3 separate regions of the Homo sapiens genome follow, and regions 1 and 3 are each linked to region 2. The links are chromatin loops, found by intact Hi-C in ENCODE. Cell type or tissue: dorsolateral prefrontal cortex. All regions are shown on one strand.

Region 1 (8,000 bases), 410 kb before region 2:
TACTGGATCAGGGTGGGCCCTAAATCCAATGCCTGGTGTCCTTATGAGAAGAGGGGAGGAGATGGAGACGCACACACAGGCCGACCCCACGCGGCAGCGAAGCAGGGGCTGGGGGGATGCGTCTAGGCCAAGGCAGCCTCTACCGGAGGGTAGAGGGGCAAGGACTGGTTTTCCTCCCCGGAGAGCCTTCAGAGGGGGCACGGCTTTGCTGACATCTTAACTTTGGACTCAGGCCTCCAAGCCATGAGACAACACATTTCTTTTTAAATCTGCTGATTAAAAGGGAGCCTGTTGATGCTCTATTGTGAATATCACATTCACATGGAACACGAACCACGTCCACATTGGGAACACCACGTCCTCACATAGCAGAGGATCAAAGACTCAAAAGAGGACTAAAGTCACCCTTCTACAACAGCATTAACCCCATCCATGCTGGAAGAACCTACGTGGCCCCATCAGCCCCCAAAAGTCCCATCTCTACCACCATCACAATAGGAAGCAAATTCCAACACGAGTTTTAAGGGAAACATTTCAACCACAGCACCTGTCAAATCCCTGATGAGACCACGACCTCAGACAATATTAGCTCACACTCTGGGGAGACCCAGAAGCAGGAAACAGAGCTGCACCTGACAAGGCCACGACCTCAATGTTAGCTCACATTCTGGTGAGACCCCGAAGCAGGGAACAGAGCTGCACCATGCCTGGACTTCCGATTTACAGAAACTGAGATCATCACATAACTGCCCAAGGGGTTCACCTTACCCGCTGCCTAGACAGCCAATTATCAAGACAGGGGAGCTGCAGGAGACAGAGTAGTTCACGCACAGCCGGCTGTGAAGGAGACCATTTCATTACGACTCAGATCCATCTCAGAGAGACGCATTGCTGTTCTTCAACCACCTGATTCGTGGTCACCTGTCCTGGCAGCCCCAGAATACCAGCATGCCTGAGTGAGCATGAGGGCTTCACGTGGCCGTCCCCGCACACACAACCAAAGCCGGCACACCTGGGCGAGTGTGAGGGCTTCACGTGGCTGTCCCGGCACACACACCTGATGCTGACGCACCTGGGCTAGTCTGAGGGCTTCACGTGGCCATCCCCACACACACAACTGATGCTGACGCACCTGGGCGAGTGTGAGGGCTTCACATGGCCGTCCCCACACACACAACTGATGCTGACGCACCTGGGCGAGTGTGAGGGCTTCACATGGCCGTCCCTGCACACACAACCAAAGCCAGCACACCTGGGCTAGTCTGAGGGCTTCACGTGGCCATCCCTGCACACACTCACAACTGACATCAACGCACCTGGGTGAGTGTGAGGGCTTCACGTGGCCATCCCTGCACACACAACTAATATCAACGCACCTGGGCAAGTGTGAGGGCTTCACGTGGCCATCCCCGCACACACAACTGACACCGATACACCTGGGTGAGTGTGAGGGCTTCAGATGGCCGTCCCCCCACACACAACTGATGTCGACACACCTGGGTGAGTGTGAGGGCTTCACATGGCCGTCCCCACACACACAACTGATGCTGACGCACCTGGGCGAGTGTGAGGGCTTCACATGGCCGTCCCTGCACACACAACCAAAGCCAGCACACCTGGGCGAGTCTGAGGGCTTCATGTGGCCATCCCTGCACACACTCACAACTGACATCAACGCACCTGGGTGAGTGTGAGGGCTTCACGTGGCCATCCCTGCACACACAACTAATATCAACGCACCTGGGCAAGTGTGAGGGCTTCACGTGGCCATCCCCACACACACAACTGACACCGACACACCTGGGCTAGTCTGAGGGCTTCACATGGCTGTCCCTGCACACACAACTGACATCAACGCACCTGGGTGAGTGTGAGGGCTTCACATGGCCATCCCTGCACACACAACATCAACGCACCTGGGCGAGTGTGAGGGCTTCACATGGCCGTCCCCACACACACACCTGATGCTGACGCACCTGGGCGAGTGTGAGGGCTTCATGTGGCCATCCCTGCACACACAACCAAAGCCAGCACACCTGGGCGAGTGTGAGGGCTTCACATGGCCGTCCCCACACACACAACTGATGCCGACGCACCTGGGTGAGTGTGAGGGCTTCACATGGCTGTCCCGGCACACATACCTGATGCTGACGCACCTGGGCGAGTGTGAGGGCTTCACATAGCCGTCCCCGCACACACAACCAACACCAGCACACCTGGGCAAGCACGAAGGCTTCACATGGCCATCCCCGTGCACTCATAACCCCAGCCCTGGTTGTCCCTGCCCACCTGCTTCATAAGGAGCGAGGTGGGGGCTGGGAAAGGCAGAAGGGAGGTCTCTGGCCTTCTCAGGACTTCAGGAAACGGTCTGCTGGACTTCCGAGACGTGTGCGCTGCCAGGGGTCCCCACACGCCTTGCTCGGTGGTAGAGAGGAGCCCCAAGCCCAGCCCGCCGCCGCGCCCTGAGCCTGCCCTGGCACTCACGGACTGGGAGCTGTCCCTGCTGTTGTCCCGGGACTTGTTCTTGGCCAGACGCTTCTTCTTCTTGTGCAGGGGCCTGGACTCCAGGATCATCTCCTCCAGCTCAAAGGTGGGGTCGCAGTGCAGACGGCCTTTCTACAGAGGGATGGGTGCTGAGCCCCGGCCCGTGGAGGACGCCACATCCATCCCCAGGGCCCCCCACCTGAGCCGCCCACAGGCTTACGTTGGGCACGAAGCCCGGCTCCACCCTCTTCTCGCTCAGGTGGTCCCACAGCACGCCGGCCAGCGCCGGGGCTGCCTGCACGTCCTGGAGGCTGGAGAGCCGGTGCTCGGGGTTCACAGTGAGGAGCTGCAACCAGGCATGAGTCAGAGGGTCCAGGGCCCACAGCCCACCAGCACGGAATAGCCCGCCACCCCCAGGCCAGGGCACCTTGAGGAGGGTCCCACCAAGCCTGAGGTTCAGAATTCAGGAACCTCAGGGCCACGCGAGGAAGGGTGGTGCCGACGGCCGACATCAGGCAAAGCACCGTGGCTGGCTCAGCATGTGGCCCAAGGGACGCCTGTTCTCAGTGCTGCTACCTAAACCCCTGGCGCCAGAGGACAGCAGAGGGATCTGCAGGGAAGGCTCTGCTGGGATTTGCCAGGAGGTGGCAGCCGAGGCCCGGCTAGCGGCTAACACTCGGCACATGGCTGGCCTCACAGTAACTATCCCAGAGCCACTTCCTTCACCGAATCATGGGACCTCCACAGGCCAGATGAGCCCGGGGCAGCCATGCATGGCCTGGGAAGCAACATCCCAGCGCTGGCACCTCCCGCCTTTCCAGGGAAAATGCCGCAGACCCAGACCCCGTGCGAGGTTTCCCAGACCTGGGCTTGGGCGTGTGGGTCATCCCCAGTCCCCACGCAGGCCCTCTCTAGCCCAGTGCCACCTTGTGAGCCACCTGGGCAGGTGTGACTGAGCTTCGTGGGGCTACAGCAGAGTTAAGAGACTCTCGGGGCTGGGGAGAGGCCCCGGCAGGCAAGGCCTCCCCAAGGATTTAGGCTGCTTGGCTACAATTCCAGGGCAGGAGGCCCCACCTGCCTGAGACACGGGGGCCGGGAGGCAGCCGGGCCCGTGTGGCACACTCACTCCCCTCCCTGTCCTGCCTGGGCCTGGCTCTGACTCCGAACCCCCTATGGTGTTAATGCGAGGCTCGGAACAGGGAGCTGTGCAGCCCAGTCAAGGCACAGCCCCAGCCTAGCACCAGATCACAAATGGGAGGCACTACTGATGGCCACACCCCTGCCCGTGTCCCTGCCAGGCTGATGTCCCCTGAGAGGTGTTTGCAGTGGGCAGTGGCTGCCCACCTTCCCCAGGAGGCACTGGGGCAAAGGGTCCCGGAGATAGCATGGGCTTGAACCCACCCACCCGACACCCTCCTTCCAATACGTGGGACAAGGGGACGTGGCTCAGGGCTCCTCTGTGGTGACCGGCAGGGCGGGCGCACAAGCCTGCTGTGAGGGTGCCTGGAGACGCAGCTCAGGGGATCACCAGGACACCAGTGACCTGGTAGGGCTCGCCATGAGAGGGCCACAGAGCCTGCCACCAGCTCGCTTCCTGGGGCTTGGGGCTGCCATCTGCGGAGGCCCCCACAGGTTGCAGTGAAGGGATCTGTGCCTGCCAGGAAGCGGCACTAACTGTGCACTGGAGGGGGTGTCCCGAGCCGCAGGTAAGTGAGGGAGGGAGGTGGGTGCTCGGAGGGTGAGGAGGCTCAGGGATGGGGGCTCACCTTCCGCAGCAAGGCCACCATCTCCTTGGACCACGTGGGGACATACTGGACGCTCACGGTGCTGAACAGCTGCACCAGGGACTCCACGGCGTTGCTGGAGTGGATGTCATAGGGCCTCTGGAGACAGGGAGGCAGTGCTGGGCAGGTCCTCCTGGCCCCCAGGACACCCAGAACAATGCCAGACACAGGTGCCATCGCCCTGAGAGGACCCCCTCCCCCCACCCCAAGTGCAGGCACAGCTCTGAGCACAGCCTGGCCTCCACCTGCCGCGGAGGAGCCTGGGTGAGATAAAGCTTACGCCTGGGTCCTGCGCCCTGGCTGCTGCGCCCATCTGGCTGGGATCCCAGGGGGCCTGGGTCCAGGTAGATCAGCCCCAGAGGGCCAGGAGGGAGCTGGCTTCCTCAGAGGTGGGGTCCTGTGCAGGGCTGAGGGGTACGGTCCACAAGAGGACCCCCAGCCTCCCGGTCTCCAGGACTGGCCTCGCCGTGGCCACAAGGGTAAGAGCACAGGGCCCCAAAAGAAACTTTTTGTGGAAAGTTCCGAGGCAGCACCCCTGCTGGCCAGTTCTCAGCCTTGTCCACCCCCACAGAGGCTGGCCTGCAGGCACCAGCAGCGGCCCCGGGAAACCACAGTGAGTCTGTCCTTCCTCCTCCTGCTCAGGCATTCCATCACCAACTACACACTTCGATAAAAGCGTGACTCCTCAGACACAGTGGAGACATCCCTGCGCACCTGGACACTGGGGCAGCCACCCCCTCCCCAGCACTGGTGGGGGCAGAGAGCAGGGGCCTGGCAGCCAAGCCCAGGGGCTGCAGGGGGTCCATACCCATCCTCGCAGCAGCTCATAGGCCATCACCCCCACCGACCACCAGTCCACCTCGAAGGAGTAGCCGGTCCCGCCGTTGACAAAAGAGTGGAAGATCTCCGGAGCTTTCCGACAGAAAGAAGGAAAAACAGCTGCCACGGGGTCACAGCCCGGACCCGTGGGCACAGGGCCGGCACCTTGAGGCCACATCCCGAGACCAGGCTGCCTCCAGGGTGGGACAGAGAAGCCACCGAGGTCTTGTCCTTCCCACCTGGAGGAAGCCAGCTCCCATCTGGAACCCCAGCTCGGGCTCACCCATGTACGGCTTGGTGCCTGCTAATGCCGTCGCCCGCTCCCCGTCCTTGATGATGGTGGCAATGTTGAAGTCGGTCAGGTGTGCATGTCCTGTGCAGAGAGGGGTCAGGTGTGGCTGTCCCAGGACCAGAGATGCATCCTTGCGTGCAGGATCCTCCTCCCCTGACAGGCCCATCCCTGCCACCACCCACCTGGGCTGCCCACACCCAACCCCACACACCTCTCTCATCCAGGAGAATGTTGTCAGGCTTGACATCTCTAGAAAGAGCAGAAAGTGGGAAGGTGAGTTGGGAATCTGCCCTGTTTCTGCCCTGGAATCTCTGTCACAATCCCTGGAGTCCCCAGGACATCCCACCAACCCACTCGAGGCAGAGGCCTGGGAGCTTGACTTGGTCCTTGGATGATGCTAGGACCTCACACCCCTGCGTGGGGGCAGAGGCGATGAAGTCAGCCACTTCGTTCCCTGTGGCATCTGGGCAGCAGCACACACCTGGCACCAGATGCTGGGAGGGGGCCTGGAGCCCCAGAGGACGAGAGCAATTGCTGGCAGGGTCTGCCCTCCCCCTCCAAGACTCGGCCTCTAGGAGACCAAGCCACCTCGGCTCTTGCTTTGTCCCAACTTTTCCAGGTACACAGCCAGTGCTCAGTGACTGGTGCCTAGGTCATAATCAGACATCCGAGTCCCCAAGAGCAGAAATGCAAACACCAGTCCATTCGACTTTAAAATATACCTCACAGATATTTTCATTTTGTTCCATTGCTGCGGAATTTCAGCCTAATTTCTGCTTCCCAATTTCACTTCCTTCATAATCTGCTTCCTATTTTCTTTTTTTAAATTTTATTTTCAGAGCCATCACACCAGCTCTGCTTCCTAATTTCATCTGCTTTAAGCTAATGTTAAAATTAGTTTGGATTCCCTGGGATGTGGTGGATGGGCAAACAGGAGCCTTCAGTTAAATGGACCAGGTGAAGGCCACCTGCTGTGACCCAGCCTGGTGGTCTGTCCACCAGGGCTAACAGCCCACTGTGCCCAGTCTCAGCTGGGGCTGCTGGGACGAGGTCCCCCCAGATGGACACCAGGCACACAGCTATGGGGCTGACCTGGTCGGCACAGGTGCCACAGCTGGGGGCAGGCACTCAGGCAAGGGTGGGGCAGAGGAGCTAGACCCGCTCTGAGGGAGTACGGCCGCCGTGCCGGCAGCCTGACCTAAGGCTGCTTCAGCCCCGCCCACCTCAGCAGGTACCTGCGCCGTCTGCCACGCACACACCTGTGGATGATGTGCTGGCCGCGCAGGTAGTCCAGAGCCAGTGCCATCTCGCAGATGTACAGCCTCACCGTGTCCTCGGAGAACTGCACGTTCTGCTGCAGGTGGTAGCGCAGGTCCCCGCCCAGTAGCAGGTCCACGACCATGAACATGTCCTCCTCGTCCTGGAAGGAGTACCTGTGGGCACCGATGGAAGGCCTGTTGTGCGCACAGCTGGGGAGCCAGTCATGGCTGCTCCCACAGCTGACACACTCCCCCTAAGGACCACAGCCCCACCCCAGCATCAGCCACCAGGCATTCCCAGGAGGAGGGGCCTGCCCAAGGCACTGATTGCACCCCAGCCCAGAGCAGCTCTGAGCCCAGATCCTGAGGAAAGACACACCACCCTGTGCTGGAGGTGGCCCAGCTGGGGCCAGAGGCACCTGGGAGTGGCAAATGCAGAGCAGAGCTACAGTGCCAGCTCCGGGTGCTTCAGGCTGCCCGGCCTCCTCTTCGGTAAAATGGGGATACAGACATTTGCCTCGGAGGGTTGTTACAGAAAATGAGGCCGTGTAGGTACCACTCTTGACAGTGTTGGGCAAAGAGCTGGCATTTAACAACCAGCATCCATGGTGTTGACGATGGCAGTGATGGTGGTGGTGGTGACGGTGATGGTGAGGATGACGGTAGTGAGGACTGAGGGTGGTGGTGATGGTGATAACAGTGATTGTGGTCGTGGTGGTGGTGGTAATGGTGGTGACAATAGTGATTGTGTTGATTATAGTGATGACGGTGATGAGAGTGATGATGGTTGCAGTGGTGATGGTGGTGGTGATGGCGATGATGGTGGTGATGGTGATGGTGATGACAGTGGTGAGTTTTTCAGTCCCTAAACTCTCTCCCTCTCTGACTAGTGCCAGAGACTCCATGGGAGCACATCTCCATTGTAGGGAAGCCCTGGTCTTCCGGCAGGCTCAGAAGAGACACTGCATTAACCAACCCCAGCATGTCATGGCCACCTGGGCCACTGCCAGGCCTGGGGCACAGGAAGGGGGATAGATGAGGAGGGCTAGAGAGGGCCTGTGGGTGGCAGAGGCATCTCCGAGGCACGAGGGCCAAGGAGCACCAAGGGCAGGAGAGGATAGCCAGTGCCTTCCCGGCTTCAGGACGGTAAGTCTTTCTGCAGCGAGGCCATGGCAGGCTCACCAGAGGTTCACCAGGAAGACGTGCTCGATCTCCTGCAGGATCTCCAGCTCCCGGAAGACGTTGCGGACCTCGTCGCGCTCGATGCACTGCTGCTTGTTCATGTACTTCATGGCGTACATCTTCTCCGTGTCCCGCTTCTGCACAATGCACACCTGGAGGGCACAGGGCTGTTCGGCAGGA
Region 2 (8,000 bases):
TCCCAGCCTTGCAATTGGAAAGTCCAGAACAGCCTCAGCTGACGGAACTTCCTGATGAGAGTTCCAGTCTGTGGCATTCACAATGGCAGCCACTGGCCACCTGTGGCTTTTGATGGCGCATATTTGAAATGTGATTCGTGCTGTCAAAGAACTCAGTTTTTAAACATTTATTTCGTTTTCTTTTAAATAGCCACATTTGACTTGTGACAGCTAGATAACACAGTGCCAGTCTAGACCACTAACCCTGTTATAACTGTTGATGTGGTTGAATTGGGGTCTGCCATTTTTTATTTTTCTGTTTGTACACTGGTTTTTGTACCCTTTTCCCCTCATTCCTGCTGTCTTTTGAATTATTTAATTTTTTTTGGCATTCCATTTTTATTTCTTTATTGGCTGTTTGCCTTTTTAAAGATTTTTTTTTTTTTTTTTTTTTTTTTTTGAGACGGAGTCTCGCTCTGTTGCCCAGGCTGGAGTGCAGTGGCGCGATCTTGGCTCACTGCAAACTCCGCCTCCCGGGTTCATGCCATTCTCCTGCCTCAGCCTCCTGAGTAGCTGGGACTACAGGTGCCCGCCACCATGCCCGGCTAATTTTTTGTATTTTTAGTAGAGATGGGGTTTCACTGTGTTAGCCAGGATGGTCTCGATCTCCTGACCTCGTGACCCGCCCTCCTCAGCCTCCCAAAGTGCTGGGATTACACGCATGAGCCATTGCGCCCGGCCCTTTTTAAAGATATTTTTAAAGCTACTTGGGAGGGTGAGGTGGGAGGGTTGCTTGAGGCCAGGAGTTTGAGACCAGCCTGAGCAACATAGCAAGATCCCTGTCTCTCGAAGATTTAAAAAAAAAAAAAATTAGCTGGGTTTGGTGGTGCACACCTGTTGTCCCAGCATCAGGAGGCTGGAGGCTAAGCCAGAAGGATAACTGAAGCCTGGGAGGTGGAGACTGCAGTGAGCTGTGATCACACCACAGCACTTCAGCCTGGGTGACAGAGCGAAATCCTATCTCAAAGACAAAAAAAAAAAAAAAAAAGGCATATTCAAGTGGTTGCTAGTTAATATTGTACTACTTCATGTGCAATGTTGAAATCTTGAAATCACATAGGTTTCTATATGGCATGTATTCCATCTGTGTACGTTGAAAATCCCAGTTGGAAATATTATTTCAAAAAAATGCTTTATTGGATAAACAAAATGTGTGTGTGTGTGTGTGTGTGTGTATTTTCTATACCACACACATATATGCAATGTAATATTCGGCCATAAAAAGAATGAAATCGTCTTTTGCAGCAACGTGGATAGAACTTGCTTTACTTCTTCCGTGAAACAGCTCAGAAAGTCAGTCCACATGTTCTCCCTTCTAAATGGGAGTGAGGGATGAGAGTCACCTAAGGGTACAGTGTGCACACGATTCGAGTGGTGGTTACACTGAAAGCCCTGGCTTTAGCCCTGTGCAAAACAGCCACGTCACAAAACTGCACTGTACCCCTTACATGTATACAAATTTAAAAAATGAACTCAGCATCAGCAAACTGCACTCCCTCCACCCTGGTTTGCAGCCCAAGCCAGCCTGCTGCACGCCTTTGGAAATCGAGGTTGTGGACGCACAGCCACCCCCAGTCGCTCCTGTCCCTTGGGGCTGCCCTTGCGCTGCTGAGCAGGGACCACAGAGCTCCCATGTCCATTTGGTTATTTATGGAAGAGAACCAGCCCTGCCTTCCTGGATTCCTCAGAAAGGGCTGATGGGGGCAAAATTTCCCAAATTTTTGTACGTTGAAAACTGTTTTGTATAGTTTTGGAATTTGAAGGATGCTTTGCTGGATAAATCGCCCTTGGTTCAGGCCTCATTTCACTGAGATGTTTAGGAAAGGTCATTCTGTTGTCGTCTTAGTGCGTATGTTGGGTTTGAAGAGACTGGTGCTGGTCCGATTCTTTACATTTTATTTTTATTTTTATTTTTTTCTCTTTGAGATGGAGCCTCGCTCTGTCGCCAGGCTGGAGTGCAGTGGCACAATCTCAGCTCACTGAAACTTCCGCCTCCCGGGTTCAAGCGATTCTCCTGCCTCAGCCTCCCAAGTAGGTAGGACTACAAGCGTGCGCCACCAGGCCCAGCTAATTTTTGCATTTTTAGTAGAGACGGGGTTTGACCATGTTGGCCAGGATGGTCTTGATCTCCTGACCTTGTGGTTGATCCGCCCGCTGCCTCGGCCTCCCAAAGTGGTGGGATTACAGGCGTGAGCCACCTGTTGTTTAATTGATCTTTTTTACCTGGAGGCCATGAGGATCTTATCTTTATCTTTGAAATCTTGGAGTTGATTACTTTGGGTTAATTTTCTGAAGTATTCAGTGAGCCTTTCAGTGTATAAGTGCGGGTCTTTTTCTGTTTTGAAGTTTTCCTGGGTTATAGTTTTAAATGTTAGGTGTTTCAGGTGAGTGTGTAAGTGCGGGTCTTTTTCTGTTTTGAAGTTTTCCTGGGTTATAGTTTTAAATGTTAGGTGTTTCGGGTGTCCTTTGGGTCCCTGATCCTCCAAATGTTCCTCCTTCTCTGCCTGTCTCCCACGGTCACTTCTTTCTCTCACGCTGTTTTCTCTGTGCGATTTTGCTTTCTCAGTGGATTTTTCTGGTTTTGATGCCCATGTTGGGGTTTCCTTCCAGTGACTCTCCTGGCGCCTGCTGTGGCTGTCCTCCTCTGTCATGACTGTTCTGTGCTTTGCCTTTGCCGCCCCCGAGGTTGATGGGCGCTCTCCGTCTCTTTCTCCCAGTGGTCCATTCTGTGTTTTAGTTTCGCATCTCTGATGTGAGGTGGTTTTTCATATTCTCGACTGCTTGAGTAGATTTGATTTTATCTGCAATGTGGGCTCCCGTCCTGTTCTGCCTCACGGTCGTTTTCCTCAGGTCGGGCACGTTTTCCTCAGTTTGTGTGTGTACAATTTTTTGTCTTTTTTTTACAGCCGTTTTGTAGGGACTTCCTTTTGCTCATCTTTAGTGGGAGTATGGGGTTTGCAAGATTCCTAATTTAATAGCACCCTCTTGTGTTGGTATTGCAAAGTCCAAGTGCATTCGCTGGCTTTGGAAGTTGGGCAGTGATTGGGGTCTGGGAGTTGTTCGTTCTCTGATTTGCTGGCGCTCTTTCTCTTTCAAGTCCCTCTTTTCCTGCCTTTTCTTCCTTTCTCCTTTGCCACCTGGTGACTCAGGGCTGCTACTTCTCTCTCTTTTTAGAAATATTTTTCTCTTCTTCGTTGGTAGTGTCTCAGTAGTGCCCTTGAAGCATGGCTGTCCTGCTAGGCTGGGCCTCCCACTTTCCATCACAGCAGCCTCCAAGTCTCGCCTTGTGTTCCAACCCACGCTCGGATGTGCTGGGATGCTCTTCCAGAATCTTCAGCCTCCGGACTTGCTGGCTGTGTGTTTGACTCTCTGTGTGTCTCTTCCCTGGTGTCTCCCTTCCCTCTCTTGTGGTGTTTCTTGCTGTGCCTTTGTGCTTCACAAAGCCTCACACCCCAGCGGGGGCAGTCCCGGAGCCCGAGAGATCACCTTCTGGAGTCTGGATTTTTCCTCATTTTATTCACTGCTATTTGTAGCTCCCAATTTTATTTTATTTATTTATTTGTTTATTTTTTGAGACAGAATGTCGCTCTGTCACCCAGGCTGGAGTGCAGTGGCACAATCTCGGAGCACTGCAGCCTCTGCCTCTTGGGCTTATGTGATTCTCCTGCCTTAGCCTCCCAAGTAGCTGGGATCACAGGTGTATGCAACCATGCCTGGCTAATTTTTGTATTTTTAGTAGAGACGGGGTTTCACCATGTTGGCCAGGCTGGTCTCGAACTTCTGACCTCAGGTGATCCACCCGCCTCGGCCTCCCAAATTGCTGGGATTAGAGGTGTGAGCCATTGAGCCTGGCAGCTTCCACTTTTTCTTCAAGCCACGCTGAGGCTGCAATTTGGGTTTTTCTCTCTATATAAGTTACATATATATATGACATAGTTTATATGTTACATTCATTATATATCACATCCCCTGCCTACATAGAAAATTGGGGAGCAAATTTTTGGGACTAGGCTGTCTTCAGCTACCCTGGAGGCTCATTCTATGTATTTTAAAGAACCCAAGAAGAAAAAATATAATCTTTTATATTTACCCAGATGCTTCCCATTTTTCCTGCCTTTCCTTATTCTTGGAGATCCAAGCTGCCCCCAGATCATTCCCCTCCAGCCCTGCCCAGCCATCAGTTTCCAGCAGACCTGCTGGTGGAACATTTGCTTAGTTTTCTTTTGTGTGAAAATGTTTCCCTTTGCCTTCATTCCTGAGGGATATTTTCAATAGATACTGACTTCTGGGTTGACTTTTTTTTTTTTTTTCCTTAAGCACTTTAAAGGCCTTGTTCCACTGTCTTTTGGCCTCCAGGTTTCCTGATAAGAAATCCGTGGTAATTTGAATTGTTGACTCCTTCCTGTATGTGTGTTCTGTTACTTCTGTCCAGTTGGTTTCAGAAGTTTTTTCTATTAATACATCTTTGTTTTTCCTCAATTTGATTATGATAAAATGTGGCACAGATATGCCTAGATAGGAATTTCTTTGAATTTATCTTGTTATTTGTTTGAATTTATCTTGTTATGCACTCACTGAGGTTCTAGAATCTGTAAATGTATGTCTTTCACTAAATTTGGGGACATTTTGGCCGTTGTTTTTTCCAAGTGTTTTTCTCATGCACCATCTGTTTCTCCTCTCCTTCTGTTGCTCCGACTACGCGTAGAGTAGATGTGATGCCATTTTCTGGAGGCTCTGCTGGCTTTTGCTGAACCTTTGTGCTTTCTGTTCTTTGATTTCAGTAATTTCTACTGACTTATTTTCAGATTTGCCAGCTGTTCTCTGTCATCTTCATTTTACCATTGAGTTCTTCTGGTCATTTATTTTAGATGTTGTATAAATGTTTTTAGTTTTTGAAATTTCCATTTGTTTCTCCTTTATAGTTTCTGTTGAAATTTTCTGTCTTTTCATTTATTTCAAGAGTATTTACTTTGACCTCATGGAGCATGTTGTAGTTGTTGCTTGAAAACCTTCCTCTGCTGTGTCCGGCATTGGTGTTGTCTTAGTGGTGGCATCTGTCTGTCATTCTTTCTATTAAATGTGGGCCATGTTTTCAGATTCCGATAACTCAGGGTTGTGTCCTGGTCATTGTGGATGCTGCGTTGTATAGACACTGGCTTTTCTTACGGTTCTCAGCATGCACGCATTCACCCTGATGAGGTACAGACCATAAGCTCAGTCTCATGCTGGGTGCTGGTCAGAGCCCACCTCACTGCTCAGAGCCTCTGCTCGCTCACGTGGGTTGTCACACATGTGTGTGTTTGGGGTTATTGGAGACTCAAGCGGCTTCATACACAGACTTAGGGTTCCCTCTTCCTAGCTCTTCCCTCCAGGGTTGCCCCACACCGTCCGGCTAGCCTGGGTTTCTTTCTGTTGCTCTTCTGGCCAGAGAGAGGGTGGGGTTTCCTCTGGATTTGTAGGGTCCACATTCTGCTGCTCCCGTAAGTGTGGCCCAGGCTTGGGCAAAGCCCGAAGAGGGAAAGAATAAGAGGCTCGCCCTGTGTATCACTTCTCCAGGCTCTGACTCCCGGCGCTGCCTGTCTGCCTCTCTTTACCTCTCAGCCTCCTCGGGCACATGTTTTGTTTGTAGTGTGTGGTTGTCCTCGGCGGGAACAGTGGCCTCCGAGGGCCACATGCTCCCATGGCAAAACCGGAGCCCCTGCTGATATGCCCTTGTAGTGCCTTTTAGTTGATGCGTGTCTCTGTATACCTTCTTTTCTCTCGGCCGTTTCCTGTTCTTCTTTGCCCCTCTTTGCCAGCACTTATCTGTGGAAGGCATCCAGTGTCCCCCACACAGTGTCCGTGGTCCTGTGGCTGGAGGTGTCCTGTGGCTGTGCTCAGCGTGCTGTCTCCCATTTCCTGGAATCGGCCTCCGTCGAGATCCGACGTGGGTTCAGTTTTTCCGCCGGGATGCTCTGCCATGGCGTTACAGCTTTCATCGGGAGGCATGTACTCTGTTCACCCCTCTGTCTGTGTCTCTTTGTGGTATTAGCAGCTGCTGGTGTTCACTGCCTCGATTCACTGCGTCATTAAGAATTGTAAAATGGCTGTATTCTAATTCTACCATTTCTTTTTCACTTTTTGGTAGGAGTGTTTCTGTAAAGAGGGACTGTGTCCCCTGTGCTTTTCCAGAGACACTGTTTGTCCAAGAAAGGCAGGATAACACGTTGCTCCATTCCCCTTATTTGCCAGTTTTCCAAACAATGTCGGGATTTAAAATAACACCCTGATTTCAAGATGACCAATGCCTGGAGACTCTCAGGCTCATTATGTACTCATGGATATAAACTTTCTTGTTGTGCCGATCCATTCTAGACCATAATTCTGTCTCCTAGATGGAGTTTATAATATGTGAAGTTATATTTCTCCATACAGCTAACTAGTCCAGCTATCCGGATAGATCTAACCAGGATGTCTTCCTTCTCCTTCATGAATTCCTCAGACAGTTTGCCTGTGCCTTTGTGGAGTGAGACGACCCCGTGCCAGAGGGCGATTTTCTGAGCCCAGTCTTTCAGCAGAAGCTCCAGGGACTGGGTGTTAACTCACCTGCAGTCTGTTCCAGCACAGCTTCGCAAGGGCCCCGTGTTGTAAACTGTGCGTGGAGGTAGTTTGATTTGTGGGTGTGGAGGAACAATAGCATCATCTGCTGCCATTCAGTGCCCTGCTCTTTTCTATAGTCGTTCATTGCTTTTCTTCTGAAACTTCTCATGGTAAAGATCTTATCATTTTGATAACTTGGTTTTCAAAGGAAGTGTGGCCTTTCGTCTGTTTGGGGTACCCATCTCCATAACCTGTTGCAGATGTGTGGGAACCCCGGGCTTCTCCTGATGCAACATTCTGTGTTTCTGAAGCGTCCTCTCACTTCAGCTTTGAGGGCGTCATCACCCCTGTGCATGGTCAGGGTGTGGAGCACACCAGCAGGGCTCCCCAGTGTGGACCAGTGCTGGCGCATCACGGTTCAGGGCTCATGGTCCAGTGGGAGGGGATGTGGAGAGCAGCCTGTGACCACAGAAGAAAAGGAGGTTCACAAAGCCATCTGGGAGTCCAGCGGGAAGGGGCGGCCTTCTGGGAACAGCCTGGAGCTCGTCTGCGGTCTGGGGACAGCCTGGAGCCCGTCTGCGGTCTGGGGACAGCCTGGAGCCCATCTGCAGAGGAGGCCTGGGGCGTGGGAGTGGGTGGAGGCGTTTCCAGCAGAGGGGCAGCAGCAGAGCCCCAGCGTGCAGCACTTGCTCTGTGCAGTGTCCGGCGGGCTGGGGACGACATCTGAGAAGCCCTGGTGTCCTCGGTTCTTCTCCACGCGGTTCGCCGGCCATCCTCTCGCATCAGGGCTGTGTCTCACTGTGCGTCTGGCGTTCCGGGGCCCCTGATGTGGTGGCTATGCCAGCATAGCTGCAGTTTCTCCACCGCCTTACTCCTGCCGTGACAGCCCAGGAAATGCTGTAAAATCTAGTTATCCGTGGGGTCGTTGGAATCTGAGGACACATCTTTTCTTGTGATGGCGTTTGCCTACAGAGCTGTGTGCGTCGCAGCCCCCTCTCCTCCCCTGTCACTCCGGGAGCAGGGGTCCCCTCTGTTTGAGCAGGCCTGGCCTTTGTTGGGCTTTGCTGAGGAGCTCATCCATGTCACGTACACTTGCTGTTGAGAGAAACCAAGCTGTCCCGCTTTAAATTAGTGGGACCGTTTGTCAATAACTGCATGAAAATATATACGTAAGACTTCTGACCCAACTGTCCATGTGGAGGGGCGGCCGCACGTGGGGATAAAGACCTGCCGATGAAGCGCAGTGGTAATTTTACATGTCATAACTCTTCATCATCCTGCTTTTCTGTCACGTGCTTGAAATCTTGCCAGCTTGGGGAAACTGAGAGTATGTGCTGTTGACGTAGCTGAGCTCACGTTCCGTCCAGTACAAAGCAGGTGTT
Region 3 (8,000 bases), 250 kb before region 2:
AAGTTTAGAGAAATGAAAGAGCAACGTCAGGCAGAAATTACATGTATGTCCGTCACGTTACACCGAGTGTGCCTGCCTCCCCTGCCTCCCCTGCCTCCTCCCCCACTTCTGCCTCTGCCACCCCTGAGACTGCAGGACCAGCTCCTCCTCCTCCGTCCACAACCTGAAGAGGGGGAGGACAAAGGCTTTATGAGGATCCACTTCCACTTAATGAGTAGTAAATAGATTTTCTCTTCCTGATGATTTTCTGTCTTACTGTAAGACTACAATATGTAATATAACATACAAAATATGCGCTAATTGAACGTTAATGTTACCAGGAAGGCTTCCCGTCAATGGTAGCCTATTAGTAGTTCCATTTTGGGGACGTCAGAAGCAATATGTGGATTTTCAGCTGCGTGGGGCATCAGCGCGCCGTAAACCCCACGTTGTTCAAGGGTCAACTCTGTAAACAAACCACAGAGACTAAGGACAATGCCGGTTTCCGTGAGAGGACTGGCCCTTTCCTCTGTGAAGCACATAAATGGGGACAGGTTTTATCACCTTCATCCCGGCAGGGCTTGCGCTGGGTGGAGACTGGGTCGCAGCTTCAGTTACTCCTGGTCAGCCTCTGCCTTTGGCAGGCTGGTGGGTGAGACCTGTCCTGGGCTTGCTGTGAACCCGAGATTTCACCCTGTCTCCAGAACAGCCTCTCAGCTTCCTGTGCTGGTACCAGACCCTGAAAATAGTCTGGGGGACCAGCCGTGCCTCTGATGCCCTAGACCCTGCCCCAGGGCCTCCAGCAGCCCTGCTTCCTGTCTGTGACGCCCTGGGCCTCAGCCTGGGCAGGCCGGGATGCAGCAGCTCCAGTCCCCCTCGAGGCCCTCCAGGGCTGCCCCTGGCTCGCAGCCTCACACGCACCCCGTGACTCCTGCGTCTCCTCTGACTGCTGCGTCTGGCCTTCCCTGGTGGCTACAAGAGCAGGAGGTCATCGCTCACCTGGCCCAGAAGTCGCACTTCATTCACTGCCATCTTTTTAAAAGAATCACTCTGCTTTAATTATGCTTCTTAAAACAGTGTACAGGAAAAACTCCAAGCCTGTTAGGTTGTGTTAAAAAATACAGCTGATAGAAAATTCCAGGTTATTCACATGTAATGTGGTAACCACACACTTGCTTGCATTCCCTCCATCTTTGTTTTGATCAAGTCTCTTCATTCCATTGTTCTTGGGAACCTGCAGTCCCTCTATGCTCTTCCATTCCCCCACTTTCTCTCATATCAGACAGATATTTCTCTCTTAATTTTTGAAAATTGGGCTTTCTCTTCCCTTCCTTTTCTTCTCCCCTGCCTCGGCTGAGGCCTTTAGAAGTCCTGATGTCCTGTTTCTCTCCACCGTCTCAGTTATCTGTTGCTGTGACAGACCACTTAGTGGTTGAAAACAGCAGCCTCCCCCTGATCTCAGAATGCTTTGGGTTGACCGAGCTCAGCAGGGCGGCTCTCCCGTCCTCAGGCTGTCCGTGGGGGCACCAGCGATCTGATGGCCGGGCTGAGCTGAGACGTGCAGGACGGCACCCTCACACACCTGGCGCTCTGGCCAGGTGGCCTGGAAGGTTGGTCTCAGATGGGATGCTGGGATCACTGGAACTACCTTTCTCAGGACGTCGCTGGCTCCCATGGTCCCTCCCTGGGGTCTCTAGCAGGGTGCCTGGCCTTCCTCCATGGAGGCTCAGGGCTCTAAAAGTGCAGAGTGGGAGTGTCCAGGCCTTCCAAAGGCTTGGGCCTATCCTGGCATGCCCCAGTTCCTCCGTATTCTCCTGGGGAAGGTGAGTCCCAGGGCAGCCCAGGTCTCTGTAGAATGACAGGCAGCGACCACAGCCTGCCTCCTGCCCTGTGCGTGGATGCTGTGAGTTGTCCTGGGCTGGATCCGGAAGTGCTGAGTCTCATCCTTGTCTCTCTGAGTCGATGTTATTGTTCTGTCTTCTGGCTCCCAGACTTGTGGAGGCGCAGCCTGGGTCAGCAGGATTCTGTAGAGGCATCTCCTGTCTGTCTGGAGGCCATGGTATACTCACCAGCCTTTGAGTTCAGGTCTTTCTCTTCAGCTACACCGGGACGTCAGGAGCCCCTGGGCTGTGGGTGCAGCTCTTCCTCCATTTCAGGAAAGCTGTTTGCTTCTGTTCTTTCAAAAATAGCGGCCTCTCCTCCACCTGCTCCCTCTGTCATTCAGGGGCCCCTTTGATGGATTGTTCAGCTCTGGCTGTGTCCCCGAGCCACACTCTTTCCATTTCCTTCCTTTTGCTCAGTATTTGTGGACTTTTTTCTACTTCCTCTTTCACACTTTTCCTTTGGATGCCAACATTCGCATCCTCTCTGTCGGTTCATTTGCTGATGTGTCCTTGGAAAACCCTTTATTTCTTGGCTCTAGAAGTCTCGTGTGGGGTGTGCCGTGCTGGGGTCCCCTTGGGCCCTGGCTGGTGCTGCTGGTGCCATCTCTCTGGCACGGGTCTGTTTGACTAAAGTACCCTTCCCTCGGGAACTGGTGCCTTTAGATGGGAGGCGATTCTTTGGTGGCTCCTTGGGTCAGGCCCGGCTTGGGTCAGGCCTGGCTACCAGCCATGGGTGGTGCGTCAGGGCCCTCCCTGCTCTCTGGCCAGTGCTGCGGACATCGCCCCTCTGGGCAACACGTGCACAAGCACCACTCCATGTCCTGGCATCTCCAGGATGGGGTGTGGGTGCCTGGAGCTGGGTCTTCATGGGAGACAGGAAGAGTGAGGTGCACCCACCACGTGGTGCCCCCTTGTCCGACTCTTGTCTGGGGGATTCCAATTGGGGTCCCCTGAGACCTTTTGTTTGTATGAACCTGCCAAGATGCTGCCCACCTTTCACTTGAAGCCACCAATCACTGCTTCTGCTGTGACACAGAAGTGCGCCCTGTGTTGGCCTCAGGCCCTGGGCACAGCCCAGCCTGAACATTGCCGTCTAATCAAAGTCCTGTGGGTCAAGGAGCTTTCATGACAAGGTGCTGCTGGATGGGCCCTGGGGAGAGGCTGCATATTCCGTAGGGAGGACCGGGCTCCTGGCAGAGGCAGCAGCTGGAAGGCGGGGTGGAGGCAGGGATGAGCTGGCCACTTGTTCTCCGGGAGGGCCCGCCATGGGAATCCATGTCCTCCTGCCTGTCTTCCGGAGGCCACCTTCATGCCCTCATTTTCCACATCACCCTTCCCGTGGTCATCTGCCCTCTCTCACCCTCTAAACCCCGACCTCACTCTGTGAGAGGCCCCATTTCAAGGGGAGCGGGAGAGCCTGCCTCCCGGATGGCAGTGGCGGGTAATTGCTGCTGGGCAGGGTAGAGGAGCTGGCACAGAAGCCACCACCCAGACCCCTGCTTGGAAGGTGCTTACAGGCTGGTGGGGAAACGGTGCTGGAGGCCCTGGCACCCACCCTCCACCCTGTGACTCAGCCCATCTTCTGAACGTGGCCCTGCTCCTGATGGGGCCCTGCAGCCAGCAAGTCCCTGCGGCCTCTCTGGATCCTGTAACCTCTTATAGATTTCAGGTGTCTGGGCAGGAGGCGCCCCTCTCCCTGGTGGATTTGGGATGTCTGGGCAGGAAGCCCTCACTCCCTGGTGGATTTGAGGTGTCTGGGCAGGAGGCAACCCTCTCCCTGGTGGATTTGTGGTGTCTGGGCAGGAAGCCCCCCTCCCTGGTGGATTGGGGGTGTCTGGGCAGGAAGCCCCCACTCCCTGGTGGATTTGAGGTATCTGGGCAGGAGGCCCCCCCTCCCTGGTGGACTTGGGGTATCTGGGCAGGAAGCCTCCCCTCTCTGGTGGATTTGGGGTGTCTGGGTGGGAGGTGCCCCTCTCCCTGGTGGATTTGGGGTGTCTGGGTGGGAGGTACCCCTCTATCTGGTGGATTTGGGGTGTCTGGGTGGGAGGTGCCCCTCTCCCTGGTGGATTTGAGGTGTCTGGGCAGGAGGCAACCCTCTCCCTGGTGGATTTGTGGTGTCTGGGCGGAAGCCCCCCTCCCTGGTGGCTTTGGGGTGTCTGGGTGGGAAGTGCCCCTCTCCCTGGTGGATTTGGGGTGTCTGGGTGGGAGGTACCCCTCTATCTGGTGGATCTGGGGTGTCTGGGTTGGAGGTGCCCCTCTTCCTGGTGAACTTGGGGTGTCTGGGTGGGAGGTGCCCCTCTATCTGGTGGATCTGGGGTGTCTGGGTTGGAGGTGTCCCTCTCCCTGGTGGATTTGGGGTGTCTGGGTGGGACATACCCCTCTCTCTGGTGGATTTGGGGCGTCTGGGTGACAGGTACCCCTCTCTCTGGTGGATTTGGGGTGTCTGGGTTGGAGGTGCCCCTCTCTCTGGTGGATTTGGGGTGTCTGGGTGGAACGTACCCCTCTCCTTGGTGGATTTGGAGTGTCTGGGTGGGAGGTACTCCTCTATCTGGTGTATTTGGGGTCTCTGGGTGGGATCCCCCTCCCCTGGTGGATTTGGGATGTCTGGGTGGAGTCCCCCTCCCCTGGTTCCTGCTCTGCTGTTCTCTTTGCCTCCCTTAGCTACTGAGTGAGTACCGTCTATGTTGACTTCCAGCTCAGGGCGTCCTGAGCTTCTGGGACTTCTCATTTTTCTGCCGAGCTGCCTTGGGAAGGGAAAAGGGAGGCGACAGCCCAGAGCCAGGCCTGAGAACCCCCAGGGGCAGGAACTGTGCTGCAGAAGGCAGATGGTCTGGGGTGGTCGCAGGCCCACGGCTTGGAGAGAGCAGCAGCCGCAGCAGGGAGCCAGTGCGTGAGAAACGTGAATGTGGTTGGCGGATGCTCTCAGGGGGTCACAGGCGGTGTCCCAGGAGTGCTGATGGGCGTCACCAGCCCTGGGGCCCCAGGACGCAGGCCCCGCCTCCCGTGAACCGACTTCACCTGCAGGTGGCGCTCCAAGGCCAGGCGTGGCGCGGGCTCATGCGGGGGCGGGGGGATTCGTGCGCGGGCGGGGGGCTCATGCGGGGGCGGGGGGATTCGTGCGCGGGCGGGGGGCTCATGCGGGGGCGGGGGGCTCATGCGGGGGGCGGGGGCTCATGCGGGGGCGGGGGCTCATGCGGGGGGCGGGGGGATTCGTGCGCGGGCGGGGGGCTCATGCGGGGGCGGGGGGCTCATGCGGGGGCGGGGGGCTCATGCGGGGGCGGGGGCTCATGCGGGGGCGGGGGGCTCATGCGGGGGCGGGGGCTCATGCGGGGGGCGGGGGGATCATGCGGGGGCGGGGGCTCATGCGGGGGGCGGGGGCTCATGCGGGGGCGGGGGCTCATGCGGGGGGCGGGGGGATTCGTGCGCGGGCGGGGGGCTCATGCGGGGGCGGGGGGCTCATGCGGGGGCGGGGGGCTCATGCGGGGGCGGGGGGTTCATGCGGGGGCGGGGGGCTCATGCGGGGGCGGGGGGCTCATGCGGGGGCGGGGGGTTCATGCGGGGGCGGGGGGCTCATGCGGGGGCGGGGGGGCTCATGCGGGGGCGGGGGGCTCATGCGGGGGGCGGGGGGCTCATGCGGGGGGCGGGGGGCTCATGCGGGGGCGGGGGCTCATGCGGGGGGCGGGGGGGCTCATGCGGGGGCGGGGGGCTCATACGGGGGCGGGGGGCTCATGCGGGGGCGGGGGGCTCATGCGGGGGTGAGGGGGCGCACCACGGAGCCGCCTGCAGGGGCTCGGGGGCTCTCATTGAGGGAAGCAGCTGCCCGGCCCTGGAGGTCCCACGCCAGGCCATGGCAACAGGGTTAGCATTACAGGGCAACGTCTCAGGCTGAGAAAGCAATCGGCCAAAACTCCGGCCCTCCTGGCTCCCTCAAGGAAGCCTGGCTCATCTCCTGTGTGGATCCCTGAGTCCTGCACCCCAAGTGAGCCCAAAACAGGAGGGCCAAGCCCACAAACGTCCGTGGGCAGCCGGCCAGGGAAGGTGCCGTTCAGGCCCCATGCGCTCGGTCCGGGTCTCAGGACACACAGCGCAGAACCCGGCGTGGGCCTTGGGGCGTGAGGCCAGAAGCGGAGTTCACGTGACCTCAAGGACACCCTGCCGGACTTCCCCAAGTGCTGGCCAGGCCTTGGGGGCAGCTGGGCTCAGGTCCCCCTTGTCACTGTTGGAAGCTGGCCCTGCACCCACTACACTCACCAGTTCCTCCGTGGGGTCAGGAGGCTGGGGAGACCCCTCAGGGCTGGAGCCCAGTGTGGGGGCTGCTCTCCATCCAGGGCTGGAGCTGTCAGGGTGCTGCCTGGCTGCTCCCTCCACCCGGGAAGGAATGAGGCCCTCCCAGCAAGCTCTGCTCCCCTCAGGCCCCAGGCTGCCCAGAGGCCCCCCAGTCAGCCTTTCTCAGCCAGAAGGTGTTCATTTCTGTGCACCTGGGAGAACGCAGGCGACAGCCTCCAGCGCCCTCCAGCCCTAGCCCAGGGGATCCTGCTCCTTCCTGCACCTCCTCCCTCAGGCATCCTGTGGGGGACAGCACGAACACCTGGCCTCTCCTGGCCACTGGAGGAGGGCAAGGACAGGAGCCCCGCAGCCCAGCCCAGCTGCACGCTGCTGCACCTGCTGACACACCAGTGCCTCCCTAGATCCAGCACAGGGCTCTGCTCTCGGCCCTCCAACCACACCTCGGAGAGCCCCACTCTGTCTGTGGGTCTGCCTGGGGTCTACACCTCAGCTCAGGACAACCCTGAGGTCACCTGGACTCCGTGTCTGTCCCCACGCCCCAGGGCTCATGCCAGGTTCTGCATGTGGAGGGGTCGGGACAAATGCATAGCCACACCCACCAGGAGGAGGGTTTGAGGGGAAAGAGTTTGCAGGGAGGCCCCTGGGCCCCAGGCCACCACACTGTCTCCCCTAGGAGTCTCTGCCTGGAGGGAGCAGCACAGGACCTTTCCTACCTACCCCCTCCCCACCGCCCGCCCCGCTCTGGACACAGGCTAGCTCCTGCTCGTTAGGTGAGTGGGAGGTCAGGGTCGGGGAGCAGAAGGCATGAAGGTGCCTTTGCAAGCTGGGCGTGAAATGTGAATATACCCTGAGAGGGTTTTCTCCAAGTATCCCAGATGTGGATAACAACTGGTTTAATGATGAAATATCATGGTGTTTTTAGCAAACAGAAGCCCCGCCTTCTAGTATGAGGTTTGGCAAAACTGTCAGATTAAAAAATAAACCCACAAGCAGGGCATGGTGGCTCAAGCCTATAATCCTAGCACTTTGGAAGGCTGAAGTGGGAGGATCACTCGAGTCCAGGAGTTCTACACCAGCCTAGGCAACATGGCGAGATTCCGTCTCTACTAAAAGTAAAAAATCTGCCAGATGTGGTGGCTAACACCACCAGATACTCAGGAGGCTGAGGTGGGAGGATTGCTTAATCCCAGGAGTTTTTGAGGCTGCAGTGAGCCATGATTGTGCCACTGCACTCCAGCCTGCACGACAGAGCAAGACCCTGATTCATTTAAAATAAATAAGTCCCTACAGCAAAGACTTCTCATGAGGTTGGTGAGGTACCTTACAAAATGACACCCCAGGAGGTGGCCTGGGGCTCTGGGCAGTGTTTAACTGTGGGAGTTTCTCATGGTGTCCATGGCTGTGTTGACAGAAAGGTGCTAGTCTGGCTGTGGGGCCCACAAGCATGGGCTCTGTGAAGGGAGACCCCAGCCTGGCAAGGCCAAGGGGCCCAGCGTCCACCCAGAGTGCCTCTGGAAGATGCATCAGGACACAGCTCGGCTGCCTCCCTCACCTCGTCCTCCTCCGCACTCAAACTCCAGAAAGCAATCAGAGAAGACTGCCGTCTGGGAGGTGCCTCTCCTGGACTGGAAGCGCCCGAGTGCCTGCTGTGTTCCAGGTGCCCGGACCCTAGAGTGGTGGGCTCGTCTCCAGCAACCTCCACAGCAGGCACCCTGGAAGACCCTAGGGCAGGAGTGCAGCTTCACCTCCCTGTGGACCAGCAGCTCCAGGGGCCTCCAGCTTTTAAGTGCTTCCCAGTCTGTGTGAGCTGCCCAGGCCAGGCAGGGGCCTCCCGGTCTGTGTTTGCTTCCC

What was found. A loop is a pair of places that touch in the nucleus more often than their neighbours do. Peaks named below come from ENCODE experiments on the same cell type or tissue, not always from the same donor. Only the 100,000 strongest peaks of a DNase experiment are listed, where the experiment ranks them.
Region 1: it touches region 2 in a loop (5-fold over the local background); 33 of 110 quality-filtered maps call a loop at or near these places.
Region 3: it touches region 2 in a loop (1.0-fold over the local background); 84 of 110 quality-filtered maps call a loop at or near these places.

What each region holds. Positions count from the first base shown.
Region 1 is chr10:132,220,157-132,228,156 of GRCh38, forward strand. STK32C (serine/threonine kinase 32C) reads right to left here. Exons shown (of 12, transcript NM_173575.4): 3 at 7,821-7,972; 4 at 6,639-6,812; 5 at 5,591-5,628; 6 at 5,371-5,460; 7 at 5,077-5,180; 8 at 4,251-4,367; 9 at 2,705-2,830; 10 at 2,485-2,616. Among named protein-coding and RNA genes, the nearest start is that of DPYSL4, 37 kb to the left of the region's middle. In dorsolateral prefrontal cortex, CTCF peaks have their summits at 3,112 (motif pointing right) and 3,312; a DNase peak (open chromatin) is centred at 3,125.
Region 2 is chr10:132,634,975-132,642,974 of GRCh38, forward strand. The region is part of intron 2 of INPP5A (inositol polyphosphate-5-phosphatase A); the gene reads left to right. Among named protein-coding and RNA genes, the nearest start is that of INPP5A, 100 kb to the left of the region's middle. In dorsolateral prefrontal cortex, CTCF peaks have their summits at 3,029 (motif pointing left) and 3,233; no DNase peak of the experiment used is centred here; H3K4me3 peaks cover 710 bases; H3K27ac peaks cover 5,112 bases.
Region 3 is chr10:132,383,255-132,391,254 of GRCh38, forward strand. No RefSeq gene overlaps it. Among named protein-coding and RNA genes, the nearest start is that of PWWP2B, 9.9 kb to the right of the region's middle. RefSeq lists a silencer at 4,847-4,966 and an enhancer at 6,274-6,953. In dorsolateral prefrontal cortex, a CTCF peak has its summit at 4,845 (motif pointing right); no DNase peak of the experiment used is centred here.